2 separate regions of the Mus musculus genome follow, and region 1 is linked to region 2. The links are chromatin contacts, found by Hi-C or POLR2A ChIA-PET in ENCODE. All regions are on one chromosome and are shown on one strand. The core of a region is the stretch at or near the end of the contact, and the rest is flanking DNA. Distances in the headings are between cores, read along the strand shown.

Region 1 (3,107 bases), core at 404-2,903, 73 kb after region 2:
AATCACTAATCAAGGGAGAGGGAAGGAGGGAGCTGGAAGGGAGAGAGGAGGGGGAGGGAAAGTGGGGGCAGAATCACTGTGGGAGGAGATGGGGGGAAGAAGTGAAGAGGGTCAAGAATTTGAACTGAGGTGTGTATCACTGGGAGATGGGGAACTGGGGTAGCTGTTAGACAGTCCCAGATCCTAGGGATGCAAGATGTTCCCAAGACCCAACAGTGATGACATTAGCTGAAATACCCCAAAAAGAGGAGATAGAACCTATAGATTCCATATCCAGTAGTTAGTGTAGGTCCCCAGTTGAGGGATGGTGCTATACACCCATTTCAAAAATATTAACACAGAATTGCTCCTGTCTAAAGGAAATGAGGGACAAAGAGTGGAGCAGAGACTGAAGGAAAGGCCATCCAGAAACTCCTCCACCTAGGTATCCATCCCATTTACAGACACCAAACCCAGACACCATTGCAGATGCCAAGAAGAGCTTGCTGACAAGAGCCTGGTATAGCAGTCCCCTGAGAGGCCCTGCCAAAGTCTGACCAATACAGATGGGGATGCCTGCAGCCAAATATCTGACTGAACACAGGGACCCCAATGAAGGAGTTGGAGGAAGTACTGAAGGAGCTGAAGGGGTTTGCAACCCCATAGGAAGAACAACAATATCAACCAAGCAGACCTGCCAGAGCTCCCAGGGGCTAATCCACCTATCAATGAGTACATATATAGGGACCCATGGCTCCAAGTTCCATATGTAGCTTATCAGGCATCAATTGGAGGAGAGGCCGTTGGTCCTGTGGAAGATCGATGTCTAAGCATAGGGGAATGCTAGGGTGGCTGGGTGGGCGAGCACCCTCATGGAAGCAATGGGGGATGGGATAGGGGGTTTGCGGAGTGGAAACTGGGTGGTGGGGATAACATTTGAAATGTAAATAACAACAGGAACAAAAAAATCTCAGAAAAAGGAAGCAACTTTTTTCCTAGTGAACCACTGAGGACGATAGCCTTAATGTGGGTCTTCTTTCTCCTTGGGTGGTTGTTAGCCACCAGTGAAGACAAAAGGAGTAAACCATGGCAGACAGGCTAGAGATGGTTGTATTATAGAATGATCTCCTGAGACCAGTGAAGTGTGTCAGGTCAACTTCATTGTTTCACCAATAGGGTATAAAAGGGAATTTAGGGGTCAGGTGGAAAGGGTTAATTGGTCATACTACTATACCTAATTATCGTGTGGGCAGGAAGCCAGAGTGGGACTTTGGTTTATTGTTTGTTTAGTAAGTATCTTCAAGAAAAATCTAGATGATTATGTTAATTTTCCATGCTACAATAAGCATCTATAAGTAGGCATATGGTTTTAAGCTACAATAACCAGAAATAGTAGGTAAAATGAATAAATAAGAAAGGGTTTAATCACATTCAGACATCTCAATGAATTCATTTTGTAGTTCTACAAATTAAAAAAGAACATGATATTTATCTGTAGTTACTCAGTGCTTGGTGACTGGTTGCTTTAATGACATCCTCAATCTCAGAAAGCAGAGCTAAAAAACCAGGAAATACTCAAATCCTTTCATGAGTTTCTAAAATTTCCTCTCACAGACTTGTGGGAAATGTAGTCTCGCATGGTGTGACGTCACAAGCAAGGGCCCTGGAAACGCAGCTTTGGCATTCCTTGTGTGCACCTAGGTCGCAAGGATATTCCCTAGAGTTCGGTCCTGTGGATGTACCGTTCGCTAGTCTACAAACTTGGGTTTGGATTATTTGATCTTGAAGGTAGCTCCCAGCGAGGAGAGAGGAGTCCTACAAGCCGGAGGCATTCTGCAGGTTGGACAGGGAGGGAGACGTGGGTGGATCTAAATCAGATAGAACTTGTTCTGAAGGTTTTTGCGACCTAGGCTGGGTTACCGGGTCAGGATGGAGAGAGGATGGTTGAAACAGTTCTTTCAATGTTCACTCTATTACAATGTAGTGTGCTGCCAGTTGTCTTCCATGTGCTTTTAAGATGGCTCGGGTAGAGTCCGGGATTGCCCCACCCCTACCTCTCAAATCATTCATGGGGCTCTGTTAGCTGACCACCTGATCTTGGGAGGTGTATAAAGGTTTGCTATTGAAAGATCGTGTTACCAGCTTAATGAGACTTACATGACTGTTGTGGGATTTTTGTCATATTTAACCAAGTGTGGTCTCTAGCCCGCCTAGTACTCTTTAACAGTTTATAAAAAACAGTTTCGGGGCGGGGGGCAGAGTTCTGTGGGGGAAGTTGATATATTGGAAAGTCATTCCGTTTTCTGTGGAATAAATCATTACAGATTTTAAAAGGGACCCCTTGGAGGTTAAATAACCTGACATGAACCTTCAAAGCAACACTTCCATATAGAGATAAAAATCCCAGAGAGAGGACCATCTTAGATTTGCTTAGTCCAGTCAATCGTTGATGGCTCAGAGATTAAGAGCACTGACTGTTCTTCCAGAGGTCCCGAGTTCAATTCCCACCAACCACATGGTGGCTCACAACCATCTGTAATGGGATATGACGCCCTCTTCTGGTGTGTCTGAAGATAGCTACAGTACTCCTATAAATAAAATAAATCTTTTTTTTTTTTTTTAAAGGTCCTACGCTCTAGAGTTAAAACAAATACCTATCAGGGGCTGTGTGGTGTTGGAAGCTTTGGAGCGGTTTTCAGGAGAGTTGTGTTGTGCATAATCTTAGGGATTATTTACTAAAGTTCAAGAGGAGACTAAGGAGGGCACAGGCGCATCACCTGACATACCTGATAAACCCGGTCTATACTATCTATACTCAATTTCTTTTCTTCCATCTATCCACGTTATCTACAGAGTCTAAGCTCTCACTCTATCACTTCATGTGGCATCTAATGCACTGATGCTCCGTGTGCATGACAGTTCTTCCTGGGAAGATGTGCCAATATATTTATACTTTGTCTGAAAGGTGAAAAATCGATTCAAAGAGATCTGACTTGCTCAGGGCCTCAAGATTTGTAGATACTAAACTCCTAATGTCTTGTTCTGGTTTTTACTATTTTGCCACTTTTAATTAAGTCACACCATGTTCATTTGTTATGAGCGTTTTTTATAGCATTAAACTCTGCTTA
Region 2 (3,254 bases), core at 424-2,923:
TATGACAACATTTATTCAGGGGTGGGGAACAAGGTATGTTTATCCCCTCTTTCTAAGTTCTCAATGGCACCACATCTCAAAATTATCATAGTTCAATGAAAGATGTCAGTGAGTTCACTGGGTTTACATACACAAAATTGACAAGGTGTTTCTTATGCGACTATGGATATTCTAAATCAGTCACATTAAAAAGGCCTTCCTCGGGCTGGAGCAATAGCGCAGTTGTTAAGAGCATGCACTGCTCTTCCAGAGGACCTCAGTTCAATTCCCAGTAAGCACATGGTGGCTTGCAACCATCTATAATGGAATCCAACGCCTTCTTCTGGTGTATCTGAGGACAGCTACAGTGTATATTCATGGACATTAAAAAAAAATCTTAAAAAAATGCCTTACTAGCACTTAGTAACTTATACTTGTCTGTTGGGATCTGTGAATATCAAAGTCATTGTATCCTTTGTTAGTATGCCACTTTTGGAGGTATGTGGATGGGAAAACTTTTAGGTTCTTTTGAGGAGCCATTAAATCTGTAAGGTAGAAGTTACTAGAATCAGAACAAAACAAAACATTAAGATGCAAAACGAATACTTTGTAAGTCTGATATTTCTTCTTTGTGTAATAGGGATACTATTGACTCGGTGGGACCATCAAGAATAATGGTGCCTACCATTTGATCTTGAACCATGTGGTTATATTACCTAAAGACCTGGTAAAATTAAATGGTCTATGCTTTATATCATTATCAAAAAAAGACACCAAGCCCCATGATTGCTTACATTTTAAGAGGATTCCCTAGGTGAAATTTAAAACAACAACTGAAGAAATAGTGGTTTTCTGTTGTATGAGAACTGGGCCCCTGAGTAAAGTAAACCTATTTCCCATCAGGGAATTCCGGGTTCTTGCATAGCCCCCTTATGACTTTCTTTGGGGCAGGAAGGAAGATGCTGATAGTATGAAAAAGAGGACTGGGAAGGCAGATGAGAGAAGAGACAGGAGCTGATTTCACATAGCACAGCAAAATCTTTGTGCTAACCCTGAGCCTAACCCTAAACCTGTAACCCTAACCACACTAACCCTAATCTAAACACTCTTTATCTTAATCCTAACCCTCTAATCCCCTAACTCTAACCCTGCATCCTGTAAGGGAGTTTTCTTAATTATTCCTTTTGAAGTGAGAAACCCTTGCTATATCTTGGTCTTTTGAGAGTTTAAGATCCACCTTTAATCCAGGCTACACATTCTTTCTGAAACCTACATACATAAAGGACCTTAAACAGGGAAGTTCTTTCAAATTGTCTACTTCTTTCCCTACATTTTTTAGCAAGGTGTTTTGTTTGTTCATTCATTCATTTTGTTTTGTTTTTAAACTGGCATTAGTAAGTACGTATTTCTTCAGAATTCTGGTAAGTTCTCAAGATCCGCTGAGATATCAAGCAATGTGAACTCAACAAGTCCTTGATTTTTCTTCTTTCCCTTGGCAATGAATGTGCTAAGCCATTATTGGACTAGGAGGACCACTGTCTGTGAGACATTCTATTAATCCCCTTTCTACATACATAAAGAAATTCGTCCTATGAGATGAGGTACGATTATCTGTACTAATACAACTGTGGTTTGTCTCCACCCTGCCACTGAGGAAGATGCGCTGGCTAACAACAGTGCTCTACACTGTTTGTCATCTCTTTCCTGGTTTTCTCCCAAGGTTGTTTCATACCTCTTTGGTGAAAAGGACCTGCATTTCCCCTGGTCCAGCATCAAGCTACAAAACAAAACTCTTGTATCCTAAAATCCTCTTTAGTGTTATTATCCTGGGCATCCTTCCACTGGTGAGCCAGATTGATAACTCCACTCCCAGTTTAGTAAAAGGCTAGCGACCTTGATTTCAGGAAGAAGGGGAAGTGCTGTGAGGAAAGCTCAAGCAAGCCAGGAAGTAGGTCATGGTGAGTGCAGGACCACTGCTACAACGGGAAGGAGCAGGCGGCTGAACAGCCTGAGCTGAAATGCTGTCTCCACTCCCACCGCTCGGAGGATAGACACAAATGCTAATGGAGAGCAAGTCAGACCAGAGATCTGGAAAAGGTCTGACCCAAGACTGGAAGCTCTATTTAACCTTGAGGAGGGGTAAGACTCATTGGGCAATCTAGGGCCCCAGGCGGATCTGCCAGTCAGACAATGAGGAGGGTTCTTCCGGGTGGCTTGCTGCACGTTCGTTTTGGAATGCAGGAGTGAATAGTCCTTTCCGTCCTGCTTTGAGTAATGCTGTTGGGTGCCATTGGGGACCTTAAGCGAGCTCCGAAGTTGAGACATGGTGAGTGCGAGATCACTGCCCACAAAGGGGAGGAGCAGGCGGATGAACAGCCGGAGCTGCAATGGTGGATCCTCCTCAAAGTCGGCCTGGGACCACAGATAGAGGAGGCTCTAGGAGGATAGGCACAAATGCCACCCGAATGCAAACCACTCCCGAGATCTGTAAAAGGACTGGACCGGGACAGGAAGCACACTTTAATCTAGAGGCGGGGTAAGACTCGCTGGCCAATCAAGGATTCCAGGGCGAACTGCCAGTCAGACAATGAGGCGGGGTCTTCCGGATGCCTTGCTGGAAGTTTGTTTTTGCTCTACAGGATTGAACCGTCTCTGTGTCTTGCTTTGAGCGCTGCTGTTGGGTGCTGTGAGTGGACCTCAAGTAAGCTCCGTTTTTGAAACATGGTAAGCGCATGGTTACTGTCTATAATGGGTAGGGGCAGGTGGCTGAGCAGTGGGAGCTGAGGTGGTGTGTCCTCTCTGGGGCTGTATGGGAAGCCTCAGCCAGATGTAACCAGATGTGGCCAATTGTGCGGTCCTTTGTGATGCTCCTCACTTGCTAAAACAGGCGGTGAACTCTGAATAACATCAGTATCAGGGCTGAATCAGCTCAAAACATTAGGATTAGGGGCTTGCTTGTAGAAATTTCACGGGCAGGATGCCAAACTTGGAGAGCCCTAGTTTCTCTTGAATCTTCTATAAGTTTTGCCCCCAGCATTTACCTATTAAGTATAAGATCCATTTGTAGTTAATTTTGTGGAGCTGTTAAAAGGCATCTCATGTGTTGGGTAGCACTCCCATACTAAGCTGAGATGTAGAAGAGTAGAATTGATGATTTAAATGGTTTACCAAGCTTAAGAAATAGTGACAGTAAGTAGCATTTAGCTGATGGAGGACTGTGTCAAAAACACCCCACAGGTTAGTATGCTAAGCAGGCCGGTTAGAGACTAGGATGC

What was found. Hi-C counts contacts between places; a loop is a spot of excess contacts on that map. ChIA-PET counts read pairs that join two places held with the same protein, here RNA polymerase II (POLR2A).
Region 1: a map of left cerebral cortex shows a loop between it and region 2 (4-fold over the local background). The contact joins the promoter of Zfp72 here to the promoter of E430024I08Rik in region 2. A Hi-C loop is called at or near these places in 1 of 37 maps with a recorded cell type or tissue (left cerebral cortex). POLR2A ChIA-PET finds 5 or more read pairs at or near these places in 4 of 5 experiments (Patski and embryonic stem cell).

Annotation. Positions count from the first base shown.
Region 1 is chr13:74,389,375-74,392,481 of GRCm38, reverse strand. It overlaps Zfp72 (zinc finger protein 72), which reads left to right and starts at 1,653. Exons shown (of 5, transcript NM_001374038.1): 1 at 1,653-1,818.
Region 2 is chr13:74,462,031-74,465,284 of GRCm38, reverse strand. It overlaps E430024I08Rik (a long non-coding RNA gene), which reads left to right and starts at 1,673. Exons shown (of 8, transcript XR_003950546.1): 1 at 1,673-2,076; 2 at 2,619-2,703.